2 separate regions of the Mus musculus genome follow, and region 1 is linked to region 2. Evidence: chromatin loops called from intact Hi-C (ENCODE). Cell type or tissue: left cerebral cortex. All regions are shown on one strand. Links, peaks and the distances in the headings refer to the core of each region. The heading gives the core; the rest is flanking DNA. Region 1 has its middle 13 kb from the start of Rassf6. Region 2 overlaps Afp (alpha fetoprotein).

Region 1 (8,338 bases), core at 34-8,033, 150 kb after region 2:
GAGCAAAGCTTATGGTGAGTGAAGAAGACTGTAGCATGGGAGCTGAAGGAGTACGGTCACGGAGCTGGGAGGTTCAGTTGCCTGTGTCCTGGGTACCGCCCTGCCACTATCCCGGAGTCTGTGCTCGGCTGAGCCTTCCTGGACCAGAACTCAAGACTGGTTCCTGGGCTTCTGGTTTCTGCATACTGTTTCCTTTGGGCACACAATCACCGACACGTAGCTGAACAAACAGAAGAGTCAACCTCACCGATAGAAGAGAGGTTACAAGGAAGACCATTGTTCCCCCATTTGTGACTCTGTGTCACAACTTAACTGGGTTGAATCACATGGACAAAAACCACCATGAGAGCCAGTGCTGGGGGAGGAAGGCTAGAACTGCCCCCACTGATAAACTTCTGAAGGCTTGGTGTGGACAAGGCAGAGGGTGAAACCCAGTGGAGGGGCCAGTCCTAGGGAACCCATAAACTTTTGTGAGTTTGCCTCCAGGGTTCCACTATGTTGTTATAGTAAACGTGTGTGTGTGTGTGTGTGTGTGTGTGTGTGCGCGCGCGCGCGCGCGCGCTCGCGCGCTCGCGTGTCCTCTCATGCTCAAGGGGGGAGAGGAAAGTAACGATTTGAAATAGACCAGCCTGTTCTGGTATCCTTTAAAGGCCCTGATCTCAAGAGAACCCATTTTTCCAAAGCCAAACCTGCACGAGTTTCATCCAAACTGACCCAAGGAAAGATGAAACCCCAAACCCAGCTCCCTGTAGCTCCAGTTTGCTACATGAATAATAAAAATATTTCCTATCAATCTCAACTTTCCTCATTGTGCACAGAAGTGCATATTTGAGTGATAATTGTGTTATTTTAAAGGTATGGTAAGAATTTCCCATACCTTTGAGACTATGCAACCAATAGGGTGCTGCTGTTAGGTAGGCTCATGGTGTCCTCTAAACTTCTGTGTGGTGATCGTGGTGTTTGTCATTTAAAAAATTCTTAATTTGCTATGGGTTACACTTTAAATGGCATGGCAGGTACCGTGTCAGATCGAAGTTTACTGAGAGAACAATCAAGGTGGGCTGCCTATTGATAATACAGAAGCCATACTAGAGCTACATCCAGATTTTACATTATACTTATTAAGAAGTTTTATTTGGTTTGTGGTTGCTTCTGTTGCTATTTAATATGAGGTGTTTTTTTCCCCTTATTTTTAAAAATTTAATTTGAAAAGTGCTGCTTTTTGCACTGTGGAAATTTGAAGCTTATTTTCAATATAAAACTAAGCTTGAAATCCTACTTTAAAAATGGCTTCTATTGGACATTTTAAACTTACCTTTGCCTTACACAGAAAGTTTTGAATTGGCTTTAGAGTCAGCATATACTCGATATATTGCACGTCATTCCACTGCCATGTTGTTACAATCAGAAATTCTACATTATCGTGTTCCTGACTACTAACATGGGGTGGTGTTTTATAGGTGGAGGTTGGCAGGTTGGAATTTATAGCTTTTACTGTACAGCAAGGGAAGGGGTGATGGAGGAACCCTAGCAGCTTCAAGAAAGGAAACACACACCATATATTCTCAGAATGATTCTCCAACCTTCTGCAAGAGGCGGCTTCTATAACTTGCCCCTCCCTGTTTGGTCCTGTGTGTGAACCCATGACCCTACCCCTGTTATAATGAATAGCCCTTTCCAGTAAAGGCCCCTCATTTAGCAAGTTAAGTAGTTACTATTCTGCCACAGGAGAATTCCAATGTCTAACTTGTAATTCCTTAGAGTTTTTTTTTTTTTTTCTTAGCAGAAAAAGAAGCTTGCTAAGCAATCAAGAAAGTATTTAAATAACTGTTTAATGGTCTCTGGGATTTCCCAAGAGGGACTTCTTGCCAAAGATCCTGCTTGATTTGTGAAAGAGAGGTCTACCTTTATGGGGACTGTACAACCAGTAACCTACAAAGGAACTTAGGATCAGGAATTTCAAGTTCTCCTGGTTCAGCTGGCTTTGGGCACTGCATACGGTTCTCAAACTTAGAGGTTGCCGGTGTGACAAGGATGTCCTAAAATATGGAGAACCGGGCTTCCATCTAGAGTTTCTGAAGCAGAAAGCCCAGAGTGAACTGGAGAGCTCACGTTGCTGACACAGTCACAGGTGTCCCCACTGAATAGGACTAGAATTTGGAATGGGGACTGATTGTTTATGCTCTCTCTTCTTTTCTATATCTTGACACAAAACACTCCTCACCCTCACTGCTGGCCCCTTGTCCAGGTGCTGGTCCTCAAATCCAGGGACCCTACTACTGGCCAAACCTAAAGATTACCAGCTGTTCTCTCAACAAGAGTCCCTCTTTGGGGAAGGTCGGACGATCCTTCCACAGGGTCTCTCTTAAGACGATCAAAACCCACAGATATTTACTGTTAGCATTTTGTCTAAGCTCTGAGCCCCACGGTTGCCTGGCAACAGCCAGGTATGCCAGGCTCACTATAAAAGGGGCTGTTTGCCCCCTCTGCTCTCTCTTGCTCTTGCCTTCTTGCTACTGCTCTGTCCTCTCACCTCTTCCCCCTCTCTCCACGTGCTCATGGCCAGTCTCTACCTCTCTATTTCTCTGCTCTGTCTCTGCCTTTCTCTGTCTCTACTACCCTCTTAGCTCCCCTCCCCATGTCCCAAATAAACTCTATTCTATATTATACAATCATGTGGCTGGTCCCTCAGGGGGAAGGGATGTCTCAGCATGGGCCAGCGGAGGCATCCCCTTTCCTCATACCTAACTACATACCCACAAACATATTCCTTCTCTTCCTCCTCTTAAAAAACACATTTACATTATGACACAATATCAAAATAACATTATGAAGTAACAACAAAAATAATGTTATGGTTAGGGGGAGGTCACCACAGCATGAGGAACTGTGTGAAAGGAGAGGGTCTCACTATCCCAGGCCCTTGCTTCGGCAGCTTCAGTCTTCCACAGTGGTAACACCAATGCAACATTTGCATGGAAGAAGGAATTTTTGTTAATTTAGGAATTCCTATATGACAAAAATGAAGAAGACTGAGCCGGGCATGAGATGAATGTGTATTCCTGGGACTTAGATCTACACCGAGGGCGCTTACAACACATGCAGGGCTGATAGCTGGAGAGGTGGCCAGCCTGGCTGTTAATAGCACTTGCTATTCTCCCAGAGGACCTTGGTCTCATTCCTAAGAGCAGCTTGGTGGCCCACAGCCATCTGTAACCCTAGTTCCAGGGTATCTGTGTTTGATGCATGTGCAGAAAAGCAGGCACACATATACACATAACTAAAAATAAATAAATTAAAAAAAAAAAGAAGGTGCTGTTCCCACCGATGCACCACAGAATTCCGATTTTCAAGTTGCTCATTCAGGAAACCCCTAAGGGCTATGGGTAATCAAAGTTCCTGGTGTTTGACATTAGGGATAGTTGATGAATTTGCTTGTTCAACCAGATAAGAGCATATGTGCAAAAGAATCCTGTCTCATCCTTTCAGATATTCTCCTTGGTGACTACTACGTGCAAGCAAGGTTCTAGGTTCTGAGGAGACAAGATGGACAGGTCACTGTGACCTTATAACTGTGACATGCTGTCACTGAAAACGAGCCTGGGTTCTGCTTGGAGTGGCTTAGGCTTGGTTTTGCTCCAATTTCATCTCTTGTTATTTCAGCATGCTCTGCCATTTCTTTTATTGATGTATTACAGCATGTATTGACTATTTAATTGATACATTTAATTGTAGGCATTATTATTAAATATATAGACATATTAGAATAGCTAATAAAAATATTTTTTCTAATGAAATTCAAGCATTACCACATAAGTTTATACCATATGATGCCTCAGCCTCAGGCAGTCACATTTTAGGGCGTAGACTGTAGCTCCCTCTAGTGGCAACCCAAATTTCTTTTCTCCCTTCTTTTGCAGGCTCCCTGGGCATTTTGACTGCCTGAGAACTGTGCCCTCTTAGACAGGAAAGGAACTCAGTCAAGCTAACAGTTCTATAGCACAGCTGAGGTGCTGGGCTAAGAGACCCACACGAGGCTGTGGTGACACAGTTAATACTGTTCACACGACTGGTGGTGAAGATTTGTGTACTAAAAGCTTTAAGATATTGAGAAAATTGAGGACGATACCAGAAGGTGAAGAGGTCCCTCACGTTTGGAGATCTGTAGTATTAATATTGCAAAAATGATCATCCCATCAAAAGCAATCTACAGACCCATTGTAACACCTATCAAAATTCCAGCCCCATTCTTTACAGAAATTGAGAAAAAATAAAAAGAAAATGCAATTTTTAACGTCATATGGAAACACAGAAATTTCAGGATATCTAAAAAAGAAATGCCACGTAGAAAAAGAACTGGAGCTCTGGCCAGCACAGATTCAAGCAGAGATTCCTGCAGAGCTATAGGGGAAAAAGCAGCATAGGGTTAGCAGAAAAGCAGACACATGTTTCGGTGAAACTGAAATGAAGAAATAATTCCATCTGGGTTTTGACAAAGAAGCCAAAGATACACACTGGATAGAAGACAGGAACTTCAACAAATGGTGCTTTTCAGACTGGATATCCCCATGTAGAAGATGAAGATAGATCCATATCTATCACCCTATACAAAACTCAACTCCAAGTGGATCAAGGACCTCAACTTAAGATCAGATCCCTCAAATCTCTTTTATAAGAAAGTGGGAAACAGGTTGAACTCATTGGCACAGGAAAGGAATTTCTGCACAGGACATGGAGAGCACACTAAGACTAACAGCTAATAAATAGGACCTCACGAGGCTGCAAAGCACAACATCATTTGAGCACAGCGGCAGACTCTAAAATGGGAAAAAACCATTACCAACTACACGTCTGATAGAGGATTAGTACTAGGATATATATATGTATACACCCAACCCCAGCACCACACACACACACACACACACACACATATACATACACACACACACACATATACGTGTATATATATGTATATACGTGTATACACACATATACATATACACACACATATATGTATATATATATGTATATACGTGTATACACACACACACACACACACACACACACACACATATATATATATATATATCCCCATGATCACAAAAACAAACGACCCAGTTAACCATGCAGTATACAACTAAACAGAGATTTCCCAAACGATGAAACATAAATGTTGAAGAAACAAGTGAAGAAATGTCCCACAGCCTGAGGTAGCAGGGAAATACAAACTAAAACTACTCTGAGACTTCATCTTACCTTAGTCACAATGGCCAAGATCAGTAAAACAAATGGCTGCTTATGCTGCTGAGGAGGTAGGGAGAGGGGAACACTATCCATTGCTGGGGCAGGGGCTGGGGGAGGGAGTACAAACCTACAGCCCCCTGTGGGATCAGTGTGGCCGGTCCCCAGAAAGGTCTCAATGCACACTTTTGTCTTGACACGTAAAGGAGGGGCCAGTGATCAGGTTGGTACACGCCCTGTACACGGGAGACTGGGGAAGCTGACGCAGGGGTGTAAGGACCAATGCAGAAGGGAAGTATTATACAAAGAAACCCAGGACACGTCAAGTTCAGTGGAAACAGAAAACTCAGTCCCCTCAGAGGTGGTGCCATCTTGCCGCCATGGCTCCTTCACTGTTCAGGGGCACGGTTGCTATTTTAGGAAATGAGAAGAGTTAAGTGGAGGTCAAAGGTCATAGGTTGGCATTAAGTTTGATTCGAATCTACCAGCCTTCGGGATTTTATGACTGTTCGAAGGAGCCTTCACCATTGCAGCTTCACCCCGAGAATTTAGCCAATGATTCACCATTCCTCTTTCCCTCTGTCAAACTCCCCTCACCCCACTCTCCCCCTTCTAGTCTTCACCGACAGCAGTTCTGAAATGACCATGATAAGTTGTCTCCCAGGTACGAAGACAATGGTGTAATTTATCGAGATACTTAGCTCCTCTTTGGACTTCCCCTTCATTGGTTCCTATTTCTTGTGCTCCTTTGTCCCAGGAAATCTAGAAAGAAGAAGTCATTAGAGGTACAGTCATTCTGATTTCTGCTTCTCTAAAGATAAATGTATTGAGAAGAATCAGGTGGGAGGGGGAGAAAAAGAGAGCAGAGCTTCGGGTGTGTTGAGAGATGAGAGAGGACATCTGTCTACACTGGAACAGGAAGGTCAGTGAATCCCGGAGCCCCTGAACAGCTGCTTCAGCTCCTTCCCTGAGGGCACCCTGGAGGGTTCCCTGACAGCAAGGCAGAGAGGTGTTAGGTATGTAGAGCTTCTAGATACGGGGTGTCCAGGCTTGGCAACACCCCCAAGACTCAGAGACCAAGATGGCTGACTGCCCCATGATAACAAGAAGGAAGAAAAAGAGAAGAGGATGGTAGGAGAGAGCTTGTTTGGGGCAAGAGAAATAACACATCAGGGCTTCTCAAGCTACAGCCATGCAGAAGAGGCTCTTCCAAACTCCTATGAAGTTATAAAGCCTCCCATGGCTCCATCTTCCTCCACACTGTTGACAGTAAAGGGGAAGTGGTAATGATTATACTACCCCATAGTATAAACAAAAGCCATACAGAACAAACCACATACCTAGTTACCCCAATATGACCTTTGTAGGGGGCTCAGAAAGAGTAGCTCTAGGCTAGGCAGTAGTGGCCTTTAATTCCACCACTTCACTCAAGAGGCAGAGGCAGGTGGATCTCCGTGAGTTTGTGTCCAGCCTGGTCTTTGTGGTGAGTTCCAGGACATCCAGGGGTTCACAGAGAAATCCTGTCAAAAAGCAAGCAAGCAAACAAACAAACAAACAAACACAAAGGAGTGAGTGAATGAATGAAATAGGAGCTCTTTGGCCTCAAGGGTCCAAGGAGCTTCCAGTCTAGGAGGATTTCAGATTCCAATCTGCTGAGTTTTCTTCTTGTAAAAAGGGAAATGCAAACTTGTTTACGCACTTTAGCAAAAAACACGCACAGCAGCTTCATTCACAGTAAATGAGCCCAGATGGAAACAATTCAAACACACAGACATCTCTGAAGACCCGAGTAAGCTGTGTGGTCTGGCGGAACACCGAGGAGCTCTATGAGACGATTCATTCACGCGTCAACATGAATGCATTTCAAAAATGTCACTCTGTGCTCAAGGAGCCAGACCGGGGACAACTGATGATTCGAGATTTCAATCACAAAGAATCCTTATATTCATAAAACTGGAGCAACGGGAATTAGAAAAATGCTTCCTAGAGGCTCAGGATGGGGAGGGGGACGGGTCGACTGGAGCACCAGAGAACTCTGGGAATGAATGGCACAAACTGCATTTCTAGTGACTATTTGTCAAATATTGTCAAATGGCACTCACAGTTTTGATGATTTTTGTCATGTGTGAATTACCCTTCAGCTTCTCTGACGTTTATAAAGGGAGTCGGGAATGCTGAGAACACACCAGTGGGGGACCGAGATCCTTGCCAGATGAGCGCATCCCATGGGAAGTCTTAGTACTTTTCCTGGTTTGGTGAACCCACGGACTGACCCTCCTGGAAGTCATTTCTTTGTTTCCAGATTTATAACTGGAATACGTGTACTTGAGGGCTGTCGCAGATGCATTTTCTGGCATGGAGTAACAGCTGTGCTAGTGGAGGCTATCAGTGGATGCATATACACCATCCTCGCCAGCTACCTATCTAGGCTCAATCACTGTACAGAAGCACACAGTATCCTGACGGATAGGCAGTGACAATTAGCACCAGTCTCATAGATCAAGAAAATGGTACTGCTTATATTTCATGGCTTGGCTCCTGAAGCAAGCAAATGAGACTGGCGGATGGTTGCATTTTACAAATGCAACCAGGGGATAATTTTGCCCATTATAATCACTGCGCTTGCTAGAGCGAATAAGCCTGACCTTAATTCACCCATATGGAACTACTGATCTGGTGAGAGCGCTCATTCCCAGTCTCGTCAAAGAAGAATTCCCTCTCAAATGGATTGAGCAATTTATATACAATCATGACTTTTTCAAGAGTCTCCTCTGCCTCCTGGGGTACTATAACCTAAACTGATGTCCATGATTGTCACATTGATCTGCTTTGTCAGTGACTACACTCTAAGTCACTCGAGCAAGAACTATTAGGCACGTTGGGTGTGTCAAGACACGAGTGCTCCACGGGTCGGGATTGAATTGTATGGATTTAGTCCAGCTGTGCCAACACACACATTCCCTACTGAACACCCTGTATCTCTGCTTCCTCTGACGTCAGATGGTCTGGCTCATGACGGTGACTTGTTCTTGCTGGCTGGGCCATGGGGAGATTATTAACTTATTTTATGTATGCAAATACACCTTCATTCTTTTCA
Region 2 (8,338 bases), core at 238-8,237:
TTTACATGTCTATCTGTCTATACTGATAGACATACTGAGAGACAGAGACAGAGAGGACACCTTAGGGTAGTCATCGAACTCTTCACTGATAAAGATTTGAGCTGTCTTACGTAGAAGCTAGCCTGGCTGATTCCCTGATATGTCTGACAGGCTTACTGAAAAAGACATCTCAGAAGGAATCATAGCGTCATTGTTTGTTTTCATAAAAGACTCTGGATTAACGGATTGGATCTTTTTTTTCTCCTGAGGCTGACATGTAGGAACGTTTTGACAGCTTTTGAAAAAAGCCTGCACATTTTCCCGTAACAGCACAGTAGAGAAAAAGTCCATTGGACCCTGTTGCCTTTGTGGTTGGTTACCCCATTCATTAAATAAATTCCAGAGCTTAGTTCAGGGAGGTGGCAGTCCCTTCATCTGTTACATGTTTGCAAATCTCCAAGTGTTGTCCATTCCACAGGTTCATCTATGAAGTGTCAAGGAGGAACCCCTTCATGTATGCCCCAGCCATTCTGTCCTTGGCTGCTCAGTACGACAAGGTCGTTCTGGCATGCTGCAAAGCTGACAACAAGGAGGAGTGCTTCCAGACAAAGGTGGTATCTTTGTGAAGCTATCTGAAGCTAAATGGGGTTTAGCCATGGCTTGGGAAAACAGAATTAAAGGCAGAAATGTGCCTCCTGTGGGAAATACCATCTTCTTTCTCATCCTAGATGAAAGTCATTTTTACTTGATCTTTTCAATTATCGATGAAATTTCATTTTCTATTTATAGTTAGAAACAATACTCCATAATAGTAAGGTATAACTTTAGGCCGAAGTAAAAATGTATTTGGATCAGCATTTACTGAATCTTTAAAGAGAGCAGAGATAACAGCAATGCATGTACCCAGAGGAGGTGATTTAGTGCTTATAAGCCCATTAGAGTGATAGGATTGTCCCTCTCTCCTTCAGAGCAGAAAACAATGTTGATACAGAGTAACCAGCCTTTCGGTAATTGACAAGTGGAAAACATACTACAAGTTCAACCAGAGCCAAGGAAGCTGGAAATTAGTGGGGTTGCTAATGTGTCCGCAAAATGGAGCATATTCCCCACTTCTGGCTTGTTTTATTTTGCCTTTTGAGGCAGACTCTTGTTATATAGCCCCAACTGGGCCCAAACTCCTAAGAATTATGACGGTAGTGCAATTCTTTTTTTTTTTTTTTCTTGTCTTTTCCTTTCTTTTTAACTGAGCAGGAGCCAACAGGCTTTACCCCACCTGGAGACTGGACAGGTGCAGCTGTCCATGTGGTCCCAGTATCAAAATGATGACGTATTGGTTTGAAGATGTTTAAGAGATCTCAGGCATGCATACATAAGAATTAATCTAAAAGTCATGAAAATAGAATGACATGCCTAAACGTCCTGAGCTCTAAGTTTAGTAGAAGCTATTTTATACTTTCCTGTGTCATCTGTACTGAGCGTTTCTAGTTCTTAGATCTGAAGAGAGAATGAATGGGTTTTCTAAACACCTCACTTCTTCTGCATCTAGAGAGCATCCATTGCAAAGGAATTAAGAGAAGGAAGCATGTTAAATGAGCATGTATGTTCAGTGATAAGAAAATTTGGATCCCGAAACCTCCAGGCAACGTAAGTATAAGCGTCTAAGGAGGCAATGTGATGTGCTCAATGTCAATGTCACTCCTCCAGAGTAAAGCCTCCTTTGGGAGGCAGACTCTGATTAGAATCATGAGATCTAAGGATCAGAACAGAACTAGCAGATCAGCCTGCTATTTATGAAAGTCTCACTGGCATGGTATTCAAGGAAGAGTTTTTAAGTAAGTTTTTATTGTTTGTTCTAGACACTTCAGTTTCTGTCCACACTCAAATTATACTGCCCCATTAGACCATATTTCCCCAGCTCTTCTACAAAGTAGATCAAGCTTTATGGAGAGGCATCTCCGACTTGCAGCCTAATAAGAAATCCTTCTTGTTAACCAGGCTTCCCAATCAACCCCATTGTGTCAATTGTTGTTTCTCGGTAAAATATTCCCCTGAGGCAACAACTTTAGAAGTCAGTGACAGGTGGGCAGAGGTCCTTAGTGCCTGGAAGCCTAGGTATTGTGCACAGCCAAGATCCAATGCACATTTCAGCCCTGTAGTTTCTTCCAAAGACTGGTTTCACCTTTCTTCTGGAAGAGGTCAGACTTATGCTACAATTACCTCCCAATTCTATTAGAAACTTAGTCATCAATTCATATGGCGCCTTAAATATTTGTCTTAATAGTAAAATAGAAATGGGAGGACACAATGACAGCAATGGCATCATGTATCTGTTAGCAAGAAAAGCCACACACGCCACAATGATTCCCAAGTTATCAGTAACAAAGACTCAATCCTTTATTCAAGGAAGCAGGGTCTTTGCACAGGCACCTCTTCCCATGAATTCTGGCAGCTTTGTTTTATACTTCCTTCTGCTGTGGTCTGATGCCTTGAAGCAGAATCTGGTAGTTCAGGCTGGACTTGAGCTCCCGATTCTCCTGCCTCCACTTCTGGTTTGCTGGAATTGTAGCCGAGTGCTTCTGTGTCTGCAACAAACGCTCAGGATCAGGGCTCAACAAGAAAGGGCGACATTTAGCTTGAGTTCCTAGAAAGTCTTCAGGAAGCTACAAATGACTTCCAAATTACTTGAGCACCCAGTCCCCCAGTCTACAGAGCTTGTGCCTGGTGGAGCAGAAGCTGACGAGACCTAAGATGTGTTTCCGTCTCTTTTAAAAGAACACATTTCTGTTCTTTCCCGCTGGAGGTAACTCCCCAGATCCTCTACAGACAATGCGATTTCATCCTGATAAACAAGATAATTTTTTTTTAAATGATCCTCTTCCAGAACCATTATTAAGCTAAGTCAAAAGTTAACTGAAGCAAATTTTACTGAGATTCAGAAGCTGGCCCTGGATGTGGCTCACATCCACGAGGAGTGTTGCCAAGGAAACTCGCTGGAGTGTCTGCAGGATGGGGTAGGAGTCTCCCTCTCTCCCTTTTTGTCTCAATTAATGTTTCACTATGCCTGGCTTGGCTGGGGTGCAGTGAACTTACAGACTTTCGAAGAGTAAAATTTGAGCTACGTCATGATTGCTTTGGGGTCTCACCTCAGGCATTAGCAATATCTGATCCCTTTCATGAGACTACGAGACATTCAGTTCTTATTTGACTGAGAGACTGAGTCTCTCCCACTAGCTAGCTAGCTGCTGGTTTACAGTGAGGGCCACTTGCCGGGAAAACTTATAAACTGACATCAAAGAATGTATAGTTTAACTGGAGAGATAAAACAATTGGCCTTCTTGAAGTTATAGACTGTCTTTTGTTTACCATTGTCTCTACAGGGCAATGTGTGGCACATTGAAGGGTTCTGTCATAGTTTAATGACAGACTTATAAGTAAAAATAATGCAAGAAACTGTTGCAAGAGAGAAAATGTCTATTTATTACTAAGCAGAGGTATAAATAAAGGGATCTAAAAGAATTAAATTCCTTTATTTAACAGATTATATAAGAACTGGTGATATAGATGATGTGGCTAATTTGGGTTAACTCTGAGCTTTCTAGATATTGAATGAGAGGCCTGTATATACCAAATTACTCCTCCTTTCATCCCTGTGACACCAAGGACTACCTTTTTTTTTTTTTTTTAAATCTCTCTTGTTAAAGGCTCAAATGATGTTGGAAAAAGGGACAGAAAAGACTCACTTCAATATACTCAGTGTCATTCGTTCTTTGTAGAGGTAGTCAGGGAAGTCAGCAGGTGACAGGGCTCCCAGGGGGCAGACTGGATCCTCCAGGACAGATGGCACCCCTGCTGTGAGGAGTGGTGAATCCTGAAGCACGGACTTGATTACTTTTTCCCTCATGCACATTAGGAATTCATCAGCCCCTTAGGAGTACTGGCAAAAAACGATTTTGTTTTTCTTTGAGGTCAGTTTTCTTGGTTTGTAATTGACAATTTTATTGATTTTATTTTTCTAGTTAAAAAAATAGCTTTTAACTTTTGGAGCTTGTCGCTATTTTTTCATTGAGAGTGGAAAAATAATTTCAGTGCTTTACAGGAAGGCTTTAACAACTGAATAATAGCTTTCAAGGGTCACTGTAAGAATGCACATCCCTGAGCAGAGACAACGTGGTGTACAGGATTTTGCACAGCCAGTTCGTCTTCTAGAGTGCCCTCTGGCGGGCAGAGTGGGTCACTGCAGATCCCTCTGATCAAGATGGAAGGAAGGGAAAGCTAGCAAGGTTAGAATGTCAGAGGTGAATATTGCACATTGGAACGTTTCAATAACAGTAAAAAGCTGCTGTCTTGTTTAAACAACACATTTCCTTCTCATCTTGAAGACGTTTACTAAAATAGAAGGCAGGACTTAGATGAAAGCTGTGCGAAGAGGACTCGAACAAGTCGGAAAGCAATGAGGAAGAGCAAAAATGAGCAAAATAAAAAGGGAAAGATAGGTAAAAACAGAAGAGTGATGAGGCGAGATATCTCATTGACCCTGATCCTCCTTTTCATCTCGCCATTGATTTCTTCTCCCACTTCCTTTCCGGGCTCTAAGTTCCTACCTTAGAGGATAAACCTTTGAGATTTATATTACATATTATTATATTGTATTATATTATATATTATATTATTTACTTTACCCATTGCAGGAAAAAGTCATGACATATATATGTTCTCAACAAAATATTCTGTCAAGCAAAATAGCAGAGTGCTGCAAATTACCCATGATCCAACTAGGCTTCTGCATAATTCACGCAGAGAATGGCGTCAAACCTGAAGGCTTATCTCTAAATCCAAGCCAGTTTTTGGGAGACAGAAATTTTGCCCAATTTTCTTCAGAGGAAAAAATCATGTTCATGGCAAGGTAACATGCCCTGTAAATGTATATTTGCAATGATAAAGACCATGAAGTGATGGGGGGTGGGGGCTATAGTTTTTTAGCTCAACTGAGGCTGGCTGTCTAGATGCCGTGACACCCAGGAGATGTAAGCATAGAACTTGTAGCTAGGAATGAGATCTACTGTAACGTGATGAAGTTCCCACAATTACCACTATTAATTGGCTGGCTTATGAATCTATATTTTGTTTTATGCCATTCTGTTTCAATATCTCATATGAAAACCACCACGAACTTTCAAAGATAATTTGTATATTTTGTAATAAGGAGGGCATAGGCTGCCAAGTTGGCTCAGTCAGTGGGTAAGCACCACACAAACTCGACTACCTAAGTTCAACTCAAGGAAACTGATGTGGAGTGATTGAGCCAATTTCTAAAAGTGGTCCTTGACAACACGTGCGTGCTGTGGCAAACATGCCCCCTCTAGTAGTAATAGATAAATAAAATTAAATTTAAAAATAAGAAGTGCTCAAGCTCATGAATATAATGATACACACTATAATACACACTTCAGAAAAAAATAAACATTCCCCTAAATATAGCTCAATAGATAGTGCCAGATAACAGTTCTTTCACTGAAACAGATTGCTTGATATGTATAGAATTTTTAAGAAATGAAAACCTGTTTAGAGACATTTGTACAAAAGAAGTTTTCTGTACTATAGTCAGCAGGCATGTATTCATTCTATTGGCCTTTAAGGGAAGCCAACAGTCAAGTTAACACCTTCCCCTTTCTTGGATGTTTCTATGCACTCTATTAGAAGAGAGATTTGTGCAGCTCTTAGGACCTCATGCCTAATGGGTTCCGAGGGCTTTTCCTAAGCTAAGCGCCTGATGCTAATGCAGCAATCAAAGTAATGGCTCAATCTTCTCGCCAGTATTCCCAAAAGCTGTGGCTCTTTGGCTGCACTAAAATCAGGTATTCACATGTCATTTGTACTGCTAAATAAAGTTAGGCAAACTAAAACAAAGACTAGATTTAGGAGGAACATCTAGGTGTTTTGTTGGTGGTAGAAGTCAAGACTACCTACATCTACAAACTTAGAGCACAATTCATCTTAAAGAGTGATCTCTACACTTACATATGCATACACATATAAAAGAGCTAACAGTTGGCTTCATAGCAACAGGCCTTCAGTGGAGAGAATGTTTGCAGGAGACATTTTCTCAGCTGAGAACAGGCTTCCACCAAGCCTGTATCCCCCTCTGTTACTCACAAGTCTGCTGCCCTAGCCCTCAGTCAAAGGAGCTGTTCTTGACCGCAAGCTGAATTAGTGTCCCTTCGTCTTTGGGTGTCGCCTCTTTTCCTGCCCTCGTCTTTCTTATTTTTCTTCATTGATTTATCACTATCAAAGAGAGATGACCCATTTAAGCTTGCGTCTGTCTCCTTAAGAGAGGGGAGGGGAGGTCTTTTCTCTTACATGGCATTAGCTCTTCACTGTTTAAAGCATACCGTACACTCTGAAAGCATATTTGTTGGATAAATGAATGGAAATCTTGCCACTGAAAAGCCATAGCGAGACACAAAACAAAGGGGTATATTTGTATTGTTCTTCTTTAATTAAAAATAATTTCACATGCATGCATGCATACATAAGTTTATACCTAGGTTCTGTATATGAGAGAAAACATGCAGTTTGTCTGAGCCTGGCTTATTCACTTAATGACTTCCAGTTCCATGTATTTTCTGGCAAATGTCATGATTTCAGGAAAGGACATTTTACTGGGTGATTTGAGGGACTGCCTTAATAGTTTTGCTGTTCACAGAATTCAAATTATGTTTGCTTTTCTGCTTCACTTACTGTTTGACTTTTAATGTCTGTATGCTCTGACTGCTATATAGGAATGCTTAGGGAGTTAGTTAATAGTGTAACGTTGTCTTAGTTCTAACAACATGATATTTTTCCTACATATTTAAGCTTTCTTCATGAATACTCAAGAACTCACCCCAACCTTCCTGTCTCAGTCATTCTAAGAATTGCTAAAACGTACCAGGAAATATTGGAGAAGTGTTCCCAGTCTGGAAATCTACCTGGATGTCAGGACAATCTGGTAGGTGGTACTAGAATTTGGGGGATAATCTGTAAACTGCATTGATAGTAGTCTTTGGAAATACAGTTTGTAGGCCAGTGAGTGAGAAGGCTCAGTAGGTAAAGGCGCCTGTTGTGCGAGCCTGGGGACCTGAGCCGGATCCTTGGGTACCATGTAAAGGGAGAAGAAAAAGAACTGCACTCCACAGAGTTGGAGTAGGACCCACACATGCCCTTTGGCAGTGCTCCCCACTGGATAATGAAAAAAAATTAAACATACTAGTTAAGTAGTAATTAGCTAGTTATACTTAGCTAGTTATAAACTAGTAGTCTCAAAATTAATGAGTTATCCTAACTAGCAACCAATGGCTTATGTAAGAAATAAAAATGTTAGTTAAAAGCATTATGGTGAATAGAATAGAGATGCTATTCACCTTTGCCAGCTTCAGGAAGGCAAAATCTCCTGTCCAGTGGCTATATCCTCAAGAGTTCATTTGTTTTCATTCTTAAAAGTCACGCATTATCATCTTCAATATTTCATAAAGGCTTCTAAGATTGGTTTTATAATATAATAAGATCCTGGCATATAGAAAATTGTGTGTCTGAGACGAAAGAATAATGCATGTAATAATGTCGGTATTTTTAGGAAGAAGAATTGCAGAAACACATCGAGGAGAGCCAGGCACTGTCCAAGCAAAGCTGCGCTCTCTACCAGACCTTAGGAGACTACAAATTACAAAATCTGTATGTTTTTTTTGAAATGTTTTCAGTAAATTAAAATTATTAATAGGTGAAGGAAGCATAAATTTAAAGTCTCAAGGCACCAGGCACTGCTACTCTTTCTTCTATTCCCAATTGGATCAAAGTCAGTATAAATGTGACTACGTGATTTCTCCAAAGTTATCCCCCATTAAATATTAACAAGAACAGCCCATGAAGTCTGATGTTTTAAATTGACTTCGGGTTCCCCAAACCCTGTAGATTTTTGCAGAAGAGCTATCCATTCTGCTCTTGATCTGTCAAGGTTCCAACACCCAAAGTACACGGTTGAAATCAAGGAAGAGCTAAGGTTGGGAGGAAAGCAGTCTTCTTCCCACGTAGTGACACGTGAGAGAGATGGAGGTGGGGTATGTGGAGTGATTGGCAGAATAAACACTTCTCATTGTGGGGCCACATGACTCATGCCTTCTGACACCGGAAGTAGGTCCTAGAGAAGGAGGAAGGGGTGAACACTCACGATGACGAGGTAAAAATGTTTCTTCAAGGTTCCTTATTGGTTACACGAGGAAAGCCCCTCAGCTGACCTCAGCAGAGCTGATCGACCTCACCGGGAAGATGGTGAGCATTGCCTCCACGTGCTGCCAGCTCAGCGAGGAGAAATGGTCCGGCTGTG

Evidence for each region. Hi-C counts contacts between places; a loop is a spot of excess contacts. Peaks named below come from ENCODE experiments on the same cell type or tissue, not always from the same donor. Only the 100,000 strongest peaks of a DNase experiment are listed, where the experiment ranks them.
Region 1: a loop joins it to region 2, with 2.5 times the contacts of the local background. A loop is called at or near these places in 4 of 42 quality-filtered maps.

The regions. Positions count from the first base shown.
Region 1 is chr5:90,649,028-90,657,365 of GRCm38, forward strand. No RefSeq gene overlaps it. Among named protein-coding and RNA genes, the nearest start is that of Rassf6, 13 kb to the left of the region's middle. In left cerebral cortex, for the core only: a CTCF peak has its summit at 3,882 (motif pointing left); DNase peaks (open chromatin) are centred at 3,893 and 7,699.
Region 2 is chr5:90,496,740-90,505,077 of GRCm38, forward strand. It overlaps Afp (alpha fetoprotein), which reads left to right. Exons shown (of 15, transcript NM_007423.4): 5 at 458-590; 6 at 1,526-1,623; 7 at 2,861-2,990; 8 at 4,668-4,882; 9 at 6,835-6,967; 10 at 7,592-7,689; 11 at 8,211-8,338. Among named protein-coding and RNA genes, the nearest start is that of Afp, 10 kb to the left of the region's middle. In left cerebral cortex, for the core only: a CTCF peak has its summit at 4,198 (motif pointing left); DNase peaks (open chromatin) are centred at 2,980 and 4,194.